Regions from separate parts of the Homo sapiens genome. Here region 2 is linked to region 1. Evidence: chromatin contacts called from ENCODE Hi-C data. All regions are on one chromosome and are shown on one strand. Each heading gives the region's core, a stretch centred on a gene start or an enhancer-like site at or near the end of the contact. The rest is flanking DNA. Distances are from core to core; before and after follow the strand shown. Region 1 holds the start of ZNF521 (zinc finger protein 521). Region 2 holds the start of LOC102725227 (a long non-coding RNA gene).

Region 1 (7,468 bases), core at 1,831-4,330:
AGACATTCTGAAAAGTGCAAAATATCTTAAAAGTAGGTGCTGTGGAGTCAATGCATGAAAAGAGCCAGAAGTTAAATCAATCATATGTTAATACGAAATGGAAAGTTTAATTATGTAGCTACTTAAGTTCTTAATAGAACTCGGTAATGAAGGGTCTGTCTCATTTTAAACTTTATACTACTATTCAGGTTATTTGTAAATAATACCTAAAATTTATAAGCTTTATATGTTTTTGCTGGTTATTCAGGAGATGTTAAATAGGTTATTTGGAGGACAGCACAATTTGTTGGATGATGATGTTCAAAAAACTGTTGAATGAAAATGAATGACGTTCTCATTGTAGCTGGTTTCCAGTTTTAAGAATGAGAATAATACATTTAAAAGTTGGGGGATAAATAACTGAATATATAGTAGTTTACTATTCCCAAAATGAATTTTGTTAAGCATGAAAAAATGTTTATCAGTTAGGCATGTTTACCTTTCTGCAGTGGCTAATTATGCTTTTTCGCATCGTCCAAAGAAAGACAAATCTTAGTTTTCCTTCTTTAGCATCTGTGTAGCCTCTATCAGGTGAATTGGACAGTTTACATTTTTGGTGTCTGTTTATATACGAAGCATGGAAAGTAATTGCGAGGCTACTCAGCAGTGTTTAATGAAATCCAAGTGCTCACCAATTCCACATAATTGATTAATTCACATGGAATACGGTGGTAAGGGATGCTGAAATCAGTGGGAGTTTTGCCTACCAGATCTGTCCCTCCAAAAGGTAGAATGGGTGATGTTTTATCTTGGACTTCAAGACCCCTTAATGAGACCTAAGAAAATATTTGTCTTGTCTTTAGTAAAATTCCTTGCACATGGTTCTTTATGCATTATTACCCCATCATCAACAACAGCATCCAAATATTCACAAAGTTGCTGCATTCTGCTCAGAGATGATGGCTTTGGCTTCATGGGTGGATGTTGGGGTTTATGTTTAGAAACATAATCAATGATCTTCCCCCCCTTGGTAACTTGGGGGGAGGAAATTAAAGTATTTAAAGATACGTTTCAAAAGCATTTTACCTATCTGTATAGGTCAATATTTGACAGATTTAGGTTAAAATAGTTTTTATGTTTGTCTTTTGGGTGGTTGGTGCTTTAACCTCCCTTAAAATGCTATGCAGTACTATCCCAAACTGAAATATCAGGCTCTTGAGCCAGATCTAAATCTCTGAGCTAAGGGTTTTATTTATCTCTTAATAGAGGAAGGCAACAGAAATACTAACATTGGGAAATGAAAGAACAATTTTAGAGTAAAGCAAAGTAGACTACTTTGAGAAAGAAACAAAAAAAATCAACCCATATAGAAAACTTTAACAAATTAGGGTACGCGTTAGTATTACGTTAGCAATTTTTCACTTTCCAATAAAACCAGGATTAGATGCCATCAATATTTTAGATAATATCACACATAACTTGGGACCACACATACATGGCACCATAGTATTCTGCACACATATGGCTACCACACGAAAGGAAAGTCTTGTAAAAACTTGGTGTTTACACATTTTTCCCTTTCTGAATGATTTCTGTGAAAATGAATGTATAAGGTTATGTATAAAATCTAGAATCCTTAATGTACCAACACAGATTCTGCAACAAAAGTTGCTTTATTTCACAGTCATGCAAAGTTAAATTTGACTACAACTATGATTTCACTTTAGGAATTACTGCAGATGGATTGAAAACTCATTTAATTATAATGAAGATATTGAAAAAAAACATACTGTATTTGCAGCTATCCACATGAGGGTCCAGGCAGTTTACAGGTTAGACTGGAAAAAATACAACTTCCTTAAAGCTTTGATGTCTTTGCATGGTGGCTTAATAGATAGCTGTACCTTAATTTTACAGAACGGAGAATTTTTAAAATCTGATTAAGAACAATAGTATTTGTACAAAATTCTGCCTGTTTTGTGTAATTAACCGTATTCTGAATCTCTTAATTTCCACCAAGACTTGTGAATCTAAGCTCTACTTGGTAGCCCTCTCAGGCATTTATAACTTGACAAGCGTGTCCAATCAATAAATAGCAACAACAATAATAATACTAAAACATCCTTTCCCTTAAGATAAGGTAAAAGAAGGAAACAGGTGATGGTTTCTTGTTTTGCGATGGGAGCAGGTGAAAAGTTAGAAAACAAAACTGCGAAAAGAAACAAAAATTCCCACCGACCTGCAGACATTTCAATTTATTTTAGAAACTATTTTCTTGTACACATATTCTTAAGTGCATATTTCCTTACCTCTTGCTTAAAGAAAAAATCAACAGAAAGCTTTATTTTCTGGACAAAGATCTATGTCAATTTGAGAATGTTAAAAAAGTGAACTCAAAGCTGTCTCTTTTGAATCACATTATGACATTCGTCAGCATCAATGACTTTCTCTAAACGAGAAAATAAAAAAAAAGTCCAAATAACTTGCCTTTATAAAGATTCCAAGTAAGAGAGACTTGGCAGGTCTGCGGTTGCCATAAAAAAGATTTCCCGAGTCCGGGCAACAACAGCAGACACACTTTTTTAAAGTCCGACAATGCAAAAGCCAAGCAATGAATTTCCCCCCTCCTTTCTTTTTCTTTTTCTTTTTCTTTTTTTTTTTTTTTTTTTTTGCCCCCTCAAGAACAAATTGTTGCCTCCTTTTACATCCATCCTACCAGAAGGGGGACCTTTCCACTTTCAGATGCTCCTCTGCTTTAATTTCTGAAGAGGAAAAAAAGCGAGCAGAAGAGCCCCGAGATCCGCCGTGGAGCTCTAATAACGCAGCTGCGGCGGCGGCGACGGCGGCGGCGCGGGGTGTGCGAGCGGCCGGGCGGGCGGCGCGAGGGGCGGCGGCGCAGGAGCGGGCGGGGCGCGCGGCGCGTGGGAGGCGGCGGCGGCGGCGGCGGCGGCGGGCGGGGCTCGGGGCGCTCGGCCGCCGCCTGGCTCCGGATCCGCGCGCCGCGGCCGGCGCCTCCAGTCCGGGTCTTGGCGGGCCCCCTCCTCCCTCCCGCTCCCCGCGCTCTCGCCTTTTAATCATGCCCCTCTGTCTGTGTGTGAGTGCAGGCAGGCTGACAATGATTTCCTCAGTGATTACGTACAGAGCGAGTCCCTGCGGGTTAGGGGCCCCCTCTGGAGCCATCCTGATGGCTTTGGGGGCCTTGCTTCCATTTTCCATTATTATGTGGACTACCGGAGCGACAGCGCAGTCCAAGACCTTGCAGGTTTGTGATGAGGAGGGAGCACACAGCACACTCCTTCTCCTCCTCCTGCTCCCGGCTCTCCTCCTCCTCCTCCTCCTGCTCTCGCCGCCGCTGCCGCCGCCGCTGCCGCCGCTGCTGCCGCCGCCGCTGCCGAGGCAGCCGTAGACTTTAGAGCCCCGGTCCAGCGCCAGCCGCCGGCGCCGCGCCCCCGCCCAGAGAGGGGCGCCCCGAGCCCGGGCCCCGCACACCCCCTGCACACAAGCAGCCCCGCACACCACCTGGGGGCCGTCGGCTCGGGTGCTTTGGCTTTTTCTTTTTGAAAGAAATTACTTTAGTGTGGGTTAAGAAAAAAAGGGTGGGGGGAAGGGAGAAAAAAAGTATTTTTTTCCCTTTGCTTATTTTCGTGGCCCGTTCGCATCTGCCTCGGATGGTGGGAGATTTTTCTTTCCAAGACCTTTTCATCGCCTTGCAGGGTCGATTTCCCCCCCTCGTCCCCCCAACTACAAAAGAGCACGACTCGCTTTGTAAACAAATCAGTGTTATTTGTTTTTTTCCGGTGGGGGGGGGGGCGGATTTGTTGAAAAGGAAAAGCGGTAAAGAAAAAAAAAATCACCCAGACGCTTTTCTTTTTATTAGTTTTTTTCTATTCGCATGAACTATGTGAATTTTGATTGAGGTGGAAATAGTAACGGATTTTCTCTTTTTAGTGTAGCTGACGGCTCTTCAAACATTGTCTTTGGGGTTTTTTTTTTAGCTTTTTTTCCCTCCTTTCCTTTTTTCTTTTTCCTTTTTTTTTTTTTTTCTTGGAGATTGGGGGTGGGGGTCGAAGGCTGGGAAAGTTTGGTGCAGCAGCCGCCGCCGCCGCCGCCGCCGTCGTGCAGAGCGCGGAGCTCGGGCAGCCGCGAGCCCCGCGCGCGAGCGCGAGCCGGAGCCGGAGCGAGGAGCGGAGCGCGGAGCGAGGGCGCGAGGGAGGCCGAGCGGAGGGCGCGAGGCGCCGCGGCCCGAGGGGCGCGCGGCCACGAGGAAGTATAGTTTCTTTCAGGGCTGAATTGAAACAACTTCAGCTGTTTGCTTTTAGGATGTCTCGCCGCAAGCAAGCGAAACCGAGATCCCTCAAAGGTAAGGAGGAACCCCCTGCTCCCCGCTTTCCCCCATCCGCGAGTGTCACTGTGGGTAGCGGAGCGAGGGCTGCGTGGCTGCGAGGCGTGTGCGCGCGTGAGTGTGAGTGTGAGTGCGGGGGCGCGCGCGCTCCCCTCCCCGCTGAGCCCCTAGGTGGAGTGAGGGTGAGGTGTCGGGGTGGGGGGAGACGAAGACGGGAGGAGGATCCCCGAATGGGGCGGCGGTAGAAAGTGGGCGAGAAAAGACAACAACAACCGAAAAAAAAAAAGAGAGAGAGAGAGAAAGAAACGAAATTATCCGGAGAGGGAGGAAAAAAAAATATCCCGTCTGAGATCTACATCTGGGCTGGAGGAAAAAGTTTCTGTTGTGTGTTTTCGCAAAGAATAAATATGCAAAACCGTGCGGTGCTTCTTTTTTCCTTTTCTTTGGAAGAAGAAAAAAGTCATCTCGGAGGTGGGGAGCAGCCCCCGCTCGTGACAAACGTGGCCCGGGGTCCCGGCCGCCGCCTCCCGCCCGCCCGCGTCCTGCTTGGGTCCTCTCCGCACGTCGCCGGAGTAAACAGACCCCGGCCGCCGGCCGCGGGCACCGGACCCCGGCTCGGGCCTCAGAGCACCCCTCTTGGCCATTCCCAGAAGTTGACCGCCCCTCGCCCCTACTTCTCCCCGCCGCCCCTGGAGTCCTTTGCGTTTCGCGGTGGGGTCCAGCTCTCCGTCGTCCCTGTTGGAGAGGGAAGTTGCGGGGCGTGCGTGCGGGATTTTGGGGGCGCACTAGCTGGCTGCGGCGGGGGCGGGGGTCCCTGAAGTTATCGATCTGATGGCTGTGTTGGAATGTGGCGAGGAGAGTCACGTGGCGGCCTCCTCCTCCTCCTCGGCCGCCTCCTCCACCTTCGCGAGCCTCCTTCCGAGGAAATCGGGGGCGGGCGGCCGAGGGGAGCCGCGAGGTCCGGCGCTCCGAGGCGGAGAGCGGGGAGGGCGGGCGGCGGAGCGCGAGGGCCGGAGGAGGGGCGCGCGGGCAGGACGGGGAACCGGGGCGAGGGCCAGGGGGCCAGCGCTGGAGGCGGCCGCGGCCCCCGCGACCCGGAGGCGGAGGACAAAGGGCGGCTGGTGCGCCCGCCCGGGCCCGCTGGGTCCCGCCGAGGTCCGCGCGGCCCGGCCCCGCCCTCTGGTCCCCGGCGGCGCAGCATCCTCTTCCTCCTGGCTGCCGGGCCGCGGCGCCCCGTGGCCCCGGTTCCCGCACCAGCTTCCCGACTCGCCGCCGGCCCGGGGAAAAGGGGTGGGCAGGGCCCGGCGCCCCACGCCTCCCGGCCCCCGGCCGCTGTGCATTTTTGAACTCGATGAACGGAGCCCTCACCGCACACACAAAGCCCTTTCTTTCTTCTCCTGGGAAGGGACGGGGTGGGGGAGGGCCTCGCAGATTGGAACGCTTGCTTTTTTCCTAAAGCGCAGAAGTTTTAGTTCGGGAACGAGGTGAATCATTGGCATGTGTCTCCACACAGTGTGTCTGGTGGTTTCCGTCACATGGGCCCCTCATTTTTCTGGGGGAAACCTAGACCCAGGGCCTGAAAGATCCAAGTGTCGACAGTGAAAAAAGAAACGCCACGGGCGTGCGCGGGTGTCAGGGTAACGGTGGACCAGGCTCGCGCCGGCGAGACTTGCCCGAGACCCCGGCTTTCTTGAAAGTAACGCTGAGCGAAGTACCAGGACAAACCTCTTCCTAGTCACTTGGAAAGAAGAACTTTCCGAGTTGAAGTAGGATAGCGGTTAGTGCCTGTCCGGTGGAAAGGGCTCCAAGAAGCTTCTGAAACCCCGTGAAGGAATTTGGGAGGGATTTTTCTTTTCAAAAAAAAAAAAGTTTATTAAAGTTTGCACGATTGGCAGTTTTGTTCACTCGCAGCTTCTGAGCATTTGGTTCACCTGCTTTTGGAGTGAATTTACAGCGAAAGTTTGGTTGACTGTGAATGCGTTTGTTCCCAGTGCTTCCTGAAGATGATTTCTTCTCATGCACGTAGGATTTTATGGGCAGTAAAGGGAATCCGTCAGTTGACGGTATTCGCTGGGCAGGTTTGATAAGTCGAACTGCAAAATACCTGTGCAGTTCTTAGGTTAATAAGCAAAAAATGGCAAGTGAAGAATGAGTAAAGAGGACATTTTATTCTTTTATCGTCATGTTGCAAAATTATCCAAATATCTTCCCCACAAAGACAGCATCTGTTTCAACTGCTAAATTCTAAATAAAATATTTACACTAAAAACAAAGATTTAGCTTCCATATTCTGTGTGGGCGCGGAACACAGTGCTGTTCTCTCCTATCAGCTGCTTGGACAACTCCCAAAAGAGCGAATGGCCTCAGGTGGGCTGGCTGGGCTTTTGGGGATGAGAAGCTGAAGACAGGAATAAAAATAGTACAGTCCTCACTGAAGAGCGGATTGTTTTTCTTCAGGGTATGCCTTGAAAAATTCATATGTAGATGAGCTATACCAAACGAATCATTTTGATATTAGTAGCGGTTTTGAAGAAGAGGAAGGGCATTCTGGGTGGCTCTTGTTAAATACCTAGCCTTCTCTTCAGTATTTTGATTTCCCTATGTCTTCTTGGAAGGGTCTCCAATTTTTCAAAATGTGTTGTAGGAGTGTTCTGAGTATGCGGATTGTCCATTATATCATTCAGAAGGTCACACTTGGATCATAGAAAAGCCAGAGAGGTGTTATTATGACCTGTGTTCTGGTATCATATTAGTAGTAATATGCAGTGAACAACACTTTGCTATCAGCAGGTATAGAAAGGCAGTCCTGTTGTGTTTCTTCATTTATGAATAACTGATTAATAGGTTTGCAATTAAAAGATAAAAAGTCTGATTTTATTAGATGAGTGACAGTATTTCAAAACCATGTAGATTATAGCCAACTTGAAGGAGGCATTGGAAACCATGAAAATGCAATAGGCCCTTCTAAATAAAACATGAAGTTCTGCACTGAATTTCCAACTTCTGTCTTACATGCATACTAGTACTTTAACCAACAAGATGTAAAAGATATTGCTGACATGACTGTCAATTTGATATAATTTGAAACTTGTATCTCAGGAAAGTCATTTACCTAAGGCAGATAAAAACATGAAGACACAATGTCAG
Region 2 (7,382 bases), core at 4,232-6,731, 1.3 Mb before region 1:
TCCTTCCCCCTTTTGCCCGGGCCGGACCACGCCGCTCCCCTTTGTGGGCCGCGGCCGGTGCCCGGCGCTCTTCGTCGCCGGCCGGGCTGGTCCAGATTCGCCGCCTCCGCCCACCCAGGCGCCTTTAAAGCCCCCTCCCACTCCCTCCCATCTCCAGCCCTCCTCCCCCTTTTGGATGCAAACGTTTCATTTATTTTTAAAAAGCTCTTATTCCTCTTCCTCCCCACCTCCTCCCCGGATAAAGGGCACAGCACATGCTCCGGATTAGAAGTCTCCTTGGGAGGCGGGGAGGGGGTGGGGGCGGCGCTGGGACGGGGGAAGGATGCGAGCGCTGCAGGTAATGGCTGTGGCTTTGCTGCGCTCGCCTCTTCCCGGCGCTGCGGTCAGCGCCAAGTCAGGAGCCCGCATCCTTCCCTCCCCTCCTGGCGGCCTAGGTTCCCTTAAAGGGACAGTTTCCCGGCCGCCTCTGGCCTCCGCCGTCTGAACCAGCGCTCGGGGCGCAGAGGTGGGCGGGAGGGATTCAGTTTGGCTCCTTTCTGACCTCTTTCCTCCTCCGCCCCCCCAACTGCCGCCGCCCCCCTACCCACTCCCGCCACCCTTCTTTATTGAATGTGAAGTGTGCTTCCTCTCCCGCCCCCAAGAGGGACCTGGCTGGAAAACAGTCCGCGCCTCCTGGAAAAAGAACGGGGTGGGGGGCGCGTAATGGTGAATTCGCGTTAAAAGTGAGGTCGAGCCCCAAAACATCCAGGAAGAGGAAAGCAGACCTGGGTGCAGGAATCCCTTACCTGCACGCGCGCTCCGCACAGCCGCCCCGCCACCGCAACTTGCGAACTGTCGCGGGTAGACAGTCTGCCTTTGTGCTTTCGAACACTTGCACTGTCGTGGAAATGATTTTCTGGTATCAAAACGTTTTCAGTGACTGTGCTTCGGGGTTCGGCTGGGCGGAAGCCAACTAAGTTAGCAAAGTCGCAAATGGGGCCGTTGGCTTTGTACGTGGAGAATGGCACACCAGAACTGTCCAGGATCCCAGTGGCACTGGCTTCTTCGCTAAAAGGTGCACCGCAGTAGGCAGGAGTAATTTGGTACAAATGTATTACCTTTTAGATAATAGAACTGGCTGCTTTCAAGCAAATCCTTGACTATGCGGTATGTGTGCGTGTGTGTGTCTGTGTGTGTGTGTGTGTATCCTGAGTGGTACTGGGAGACATAACAGTTTAACATATTCTTTAAGAAACGTTTGCCTTCTGTTTTCAATCAACTAAGCTGGCAGCTAGAGATACAAGTTTATTTGAGAATACCCTCTGGGTACCAAGCATGCTTGGATTGTTTTAGCAAATTAAAAATGAGCAAAATGCTTTTACCTTCTCAGCAGTAGACTCCTTAAGAGACCTCCTGTTTTGTGTGTATGTGTGCGTTTTTTTAGAGAAACATTTTCTGTGTATATCTCAAATGTGTTTTTAATGTGGAAAAGGAGAAAATAAAGGATTTTAAAAGGCTGAGGCTGATGCTGTAGAATGATTCATTAAACCTGATTCTGCATCAAGGAATTCACCTACATATATGGGAATCTGTGGCAACTAATAGCCTACTTGGTGAATTTAAAATAGCAGTGGATCCGTTTGTCTCCTGGATAATGGGCAGTGTGCCGATTTATTCCTCGTGTTTGTATTTGTGTGGCATTTGGCTTACTACGAGGGGCTGATATTCAGGAAACTAAAACACTGACTGCAACAGTTTGACTCGGGAGTCCTGCTGCTGCCTGAATGGAAAGAATTGTGAGCAGTGGTTATGATGACAGTAGGTTAAATGTTTACTAATTAGGTTGCAAAGGTGACCATGAAACTTTAAAACTTTGCATCACGGAGAAAACTTCATTGGGTTAGGCTTATGTTAAGAAGAAGGTATCTAATTAGGCAAAAATGTCACACAGCCGGGAAGAAATTTTGAAATGAATTGAGGGTGAAAGATATTTGTCAAAAATCTCCCACCACAGTATGCAAAACGACTGCAGTGATTTTGCTGTATTAATTATGCCTGAAGCACAATATATAAAGTTCTCCAACACACACTAGATGTCTCTCTTCTAGCTGTAAGATTTTTGTGTTTGTAATTCTTTGCCAGGGCTTGCATAGTAGGGGTGCACAGTAATAGCTTGTTTCATATTTACTTAAGTAATGTGATTTACCGACCATTCAACTTACTCTGATGTGAGATATTTATTTTGGGGGAAGCCTTCAGTAATCATTGTACAAATTATGCCACTTAAGTATTAGGAAAGTAACTTCAGTAAGACTTCAACTAGATGATGATGAAAGCGTATTATTCGATTTGCGTTGAATAATGCATTATGGACCTTTTGGCATCAAATTATTTATCCAAAGCAATTTAGGTTTTTAAATGTAAGAGTAATTAGTGACAGATGTATTTTATCAGAGAACTTTCTTAAACTTCCATTTAGCTCTGCATTTAGCAATAACAATTGCTTGCACAAATGCTTTCTTGTCTTAATGTTTCTGAATCAGAGTGATAGTTTTCTACTTCTGATGTGATGTTTTTAGCTAAGGTCTTTTCCCATTTGCATTGCATTTGAGTCATTCAAATGATGTTTGTGAACCATTACTTCACCAACGTTTTTATTTAGTGTTTATTAAACTGCATTTCTGAACCTTCTTTTGGACTGCAGTTTATAATTTCCCAAGCAAACAGAGCATTTATTTGCTCCATCTTTAGGACGAACTATCTTGGGAATAAAAGTGAAATTTTTGGATGCAAGCATGTATGCTTATTTTAATAGCTTACTCATGCAGAAGTGAGACACAACTCGCTCTGGCTTTTCATTCATAAAAACATGCTAGATGTAAATAATGTTTTGCTTGTTGATGAGTTTGGTTTGAGATAACTGAAGAAAACAAAACAGATTATCCTTTAAGCATAATAAGCCTGTGTTCATTAGGTCCATTCATTCATTCATTGAACAAATATTTGTGCTTGCTGTATAGGAACTACTGTGTTAAATGCTGGAGACACAATGGTGAGAAAAAGCATTCAGAGCCTCCAATCTCATGGAGCTTATAGTCCAGACAGAGAGGCAGACATTCATCGAATAACTGAACAACTGACAGAGATGAGTGCTTTGAAGGAAGAGGAATATGGGGTTCTGGTAGCATTAACTTAAAGAGGGCCAAAATGGCCTGGACCAGGGTCAGAAGTGCCACACACTGAGATCTAAAGGATGAAGGGGCCTGGGCAAGAGAGACAGAACAGAGACGAAGTTCCAGGGAGAAAAAAGAAGGAACAGTATTTTACCAAGCCAGGAGAGGCTTAGCAAAGGGGGAGGAACTCAGGGCTTAACTGGCTGGAGTAAGAGACGGAGGAAGCAGTGATGCAGACTGCAGGGACAGGCACCTGGTCTTCACCCAAGAGTAAGTGATGGGGAGGATTGGGAGAGGGGCAGCAGTAATCAGATTGGTGTTTGGAAAGAATAACTCTGCTGGCACTCTGGGAAGTGGTCAGAGGGACCCAGATGGATGAAGCATAGCCCTTGGAAGGCTATTATAGTCATCCAGGCAAGAGAAGATATAGCTGGGGTTAGGGTAGGGGAAATACTGATGGAAGGGTTTGAGATCTATGTAGAGGGGAAAGTTTACAGAACCTAATAAAGGGTTGGCCATAGGTGAACAAGAAGAGAGAAGTGTCAAGTGGACACCTAAGTTTCGGGCATGTTAATTGAATAGACGCGGGAATTCTGAAGCCTGGGTGGATTTTGTATCTTTCACGTCATTTCTAATAGCCAGATTAAGTAGCAGTGAGAAGCCTCATTCACATCCGGTGTAACAGCATTCACAAAGGAAACCAAAGCATCTAGTCATTCTTTAATCCCTCCCTCCATTTGTTCAACAATTGGGTCTGGAGTGCCTACAGTGTATCAGGCACTCATCGGCCGGCTCTTTTTATCCTGTTATCCAAAATGCTTTTCCTTTATGAAGTGTACCATGTGGTTCCATTTATCCAAGTCTGACTAAGTTGGAATTCATCATTGAAGTAGGCCTATGTTGAGCCTTCTGAAACAAACCTGTGCCTTATAGTGCAAATTAATTGTATTAAAATATTATAAACATGTCAGATGATTATGAAATGAATGGTTGGATGCTTTTTAAAAGTCCGTTTACATACAAATAACTGACACAATTATGCAAATCACTCAACTGAAGACACTTTGAATATCACTCTCTCCATAGGGGTTTGATGTACAAATGCAATTCCATAAGCTACTTTTCTTGGTGGTTCTCATGTGGATGGCCCTGAGGGCAAATTCCAGTTGGAAAAACAACCATCATTTTGGCCTATTCCTTTTTCTCTATAAAAATGGGAACGATGTCATCTCTCTAACCTGCCTTACAGGATTGTTAAGAGGAAAAATAAGAGTATGTCCAACTGAAGTGCATATAAGTAGTATCAATCAACCCCAAAGGGCACTTTCTCTGGAGGAGCCACCCCAAGTCTGGCCCCTGCTGTCTCAGTCCCTCGGTCCATATCAGTCTCACCTTATCTCAGCTGCCTCTGAAACCCCAGGCACTGGTAACATCCATGGCTAAGATTTAGGGAACAAGTAGCAGAGGCCGTCTGGAATACCTATCTCCCTGAGCCCTCCAAACAAGACTGTGAGGCAAGTAGTATTCTGCACCCATCTTGTTCTGCACCCACCCTAGGTAACATGCCCGAAACCTCGGTGTCCACTTGACACTTCTCTCTTGTTCACCTATGGCCAACCCTTTATTAGACTCTGTACACTTTACCTTCTTCTTCTTCTTCTTCTTCTTTTTTTTTTTTTTTTTTGAGACCGAGTTTTGCTCTGTCACCCAGGCTGGAGTACAGTGGCTCGATCTCGGCTCACTGCAACCTCCCCCTCCTAGGCTCAAGCGATTCTCCTGTCTCAGCCTCCTGAGTAGCTGGGACTACAGGTGCCCGCCACCATGATCGGCTAATTTTTCTATTCTTAGTAGAGGTGGGGTTTCACCATTTTGGCCAAGCTGGTCTCGAACTCCTGACCTCAAGTGATCCGCCCACCTCGGCCTCCCAAAGTGCTGGGATTACAGGTGTGAGCCACCACACTCGGCCAACTTTACCTTCTAAATAGATCTCAGACTCTTCCATCAGTGTTCCCCCTACCCTAACCCTAGCTGTACCTCCTCTTGCCTGGAGGATTAGAAAGGTTATATCCGTTTCCTGAAGTCAAAGACTAGGCTAGTGGCAGAGCAGGGATTCTAACTCAGCTGGCTGACTACAAAACCCTGCCATTAGCCCCCATTAGCCGTTCTGCTTTCTCATCTACACCCATAGTCCTTTCTGTCCAGGACATACTATTTAAGCCCTTTTCAAGGGCACTTGGCAAAGGGCTTGCTTGTTCTGCCACCGGCTTCCATTCCTCCTGTTCTCTCTTCGCCCCCACCTCTGTATCTCCCTGCCACACCAGCACCCTGCTGTTATGCCAAGAGAGAAAGAAAAAAAACAAAAACAGTGTGAGATTGTTGTGAGAGATTGTTGTGATCAGAACATGTGAATTGGTCTCTATCTCTTGCTGAGCAAATCGTTTGCTCACAAGTACTCTGTCATGCTGACCAAAATAGGGATTTGTTTTCTATCCAATGGGAACTGACAACAATTCAGCCCTTGCTGCCGACACCAACGCTGCTATTAAGAAGAAGAGTTATGAACTGAAGAGAATGTTAACGAGATAGATTTCAAATGCTGGCTAGAGGAAGGGATATTCTTCCTGATAAATCTTTCCAAAGCATCTACTGCTATCATCACTGACTTGTTTTTGTAGCACTTTCACTTTGCTGGAAATTTGTAGCCAATGGAACAGAAAATGTGTGTAAAACAAAAGACCCAGACTTTCTATGTGAGGGGGAGAAAAAGCTACATTGGTCCATGGTACTGATCCTTCTCTATCCTACCCATCCATTCCCACCACCCCATATGCAAATCCCACTCCATCTCTGTCTGTGCTGTATTTTCTTGGTTAAATTACTGAATCTCTCTAAGCTTCAGTTTTCTGAACTACAAATGAGGTAATAATATGAGATCATTGTAAAGGAGATAATAATAGTCCTAGAGTTGTTCAGAGAATAAAATGAGATGTAACAGGATGTATATGCCTAGCACAAAATAAGCACTCAGAAAATATCCATATATTGTTAAGAGCAGGGACTGTGTTTATTCACCTTTGCTTTCTCAGTTCCTTAATACAGTGCCTGGCACACAGGATAAGTGCTCAATAAATAACTGTTGGATACATGAACACATAATTTCAGGGGACGCAAGAATAAAGCCAGATGTTGATTTCACTTCCCTGTAAGTACTTTTTGCCATTGACAAGAGGACCCAAGTTCTGCCAGATACCCTCACCTGCTGGTTATGGGCTTTTTCTAACCAATTAGATCAATCATTTGGGAACAGATCAAATTTGATCTGGGGAAGCATTGATGCTAAGTAGGACGTTGCCTCAAAGATGGTCCTGTTTTGCCTTTTGATTACTCATGTGGAGGTCGTCCTGTGCACAGTTGTCATGGGATTTCCAAAATCTGCAGACACTTACGCTATGAAATGATGCAAATGCACCACTAGGTTCTGAACCCCCACAATGGGAGTCACTGAATTTGCGTATTAACACTGAGAAGAAACACGGGACCCGGTCTGATACCCATTCCATCCAGCAGATGGCAGTGACACACATTGGCAAGTAAACTTGGAATCGCCTCTGGTCTTGCTGTTAGTTTCTCACCATTGCCTCTCTCTCCTGGAAAAGGAAAGCCCAGCCAGCTTTAAAAAGCTGCCTTTTCCCAGCACTTTGGGAGGCCGAGGCAGGTGGATCACGAGGTCAGGATATCGAGACCATCCTGGCCAACATGGTGAAACCCCATCTCTACGAAAATACAAAAAAATTAGCCGGGCGTGGTGGCGCGTGCCTGTAGTCCCAGCTACTCGGGAGGCTGGGGCAGAAGAATCGCTTGAACCCAGGAGGCGGAGGTTGCAGTGAGCTGAGATTGCGCCACTGTACTCCAGCCTGGGCGACAGAGCAAGACTCTGTCTCAAAAAAACACACAAAAAAACAAAAAAGCTGTCTTTGCTCCTTCACCGAAACAACCGAGGCTCAACGGGGACAGCTGGAAGGATCAGCACCTCCGAGCCGTCTGTTTCTTCCTGGGCTGTGGGGCAGGGAGGAGAAAGAAAGCAGACCTTGTTATCTGGTGCAATCCACTTACTGCCAGTTTCCCAGAGATATGGACCATAAGAGGCCTGCTTTCCTGTTTATTTAATCAAATCAACAGAAGAAAGTGCTGTTAACCTCCAGCGTCTACCATGCTCTGGGTTGAGAGCAC

Evidence for each region. A loop is a pair of places that touch in the nucleus more often than their neighbours do. Pooled maps may share reads with other maps.
Region 2: a map of naive thymus-derived CD4-positive, alpha-beta T cell shows a loop between it and region 1 (7-fold over the local background). The contact joins the enhancer-like site here to the promoter of ZNF521 in region 1. A Hi-C loop is called at or near these places in 2 of 168 maps with a recorded cell type or tissue (ascending aorta and naive thymus-derived CD4-positive, alpha-beta T cell), 1 of 37 single-sample maps with no recorded cell type and 11 of 50 pooled maps.

Annotation. Positions count from the first base shown.
Region 1 is chr18:25,347,778-25,355,245 of GRCh38, reverse strand. It overlaps ZNF521 (zinc finger protein 521), which reads left to right and starts at 3,080. Exons shown (of 8, transcript NM_015461.3): 1 at 3,080-3,241; 2 at 4,299-4,339. The coding sequence starts at 4,300. RefSeq lists a silencer at 2,985-3,054.
Region 2 is chr18:26,649,238-26,656,619 of GRCh38, reverse strand. It overlaps LOC102725227 (a long non-coding RNA gene), which reads right to left and starts at 889. Exons shown (of 3, transcript XR_935311.4): 1 at 786-889. It also overlaps a transcript of KCTD1 not described here. RefSeq lists an enhancer at 5,105-5,606. Within about 2 kb of position 5,481, at least 3 of the 41 ENCODE cell types and tissues checked have a DNase peak (open chromatin) inside an H3K27ac peak, as active enhancers do.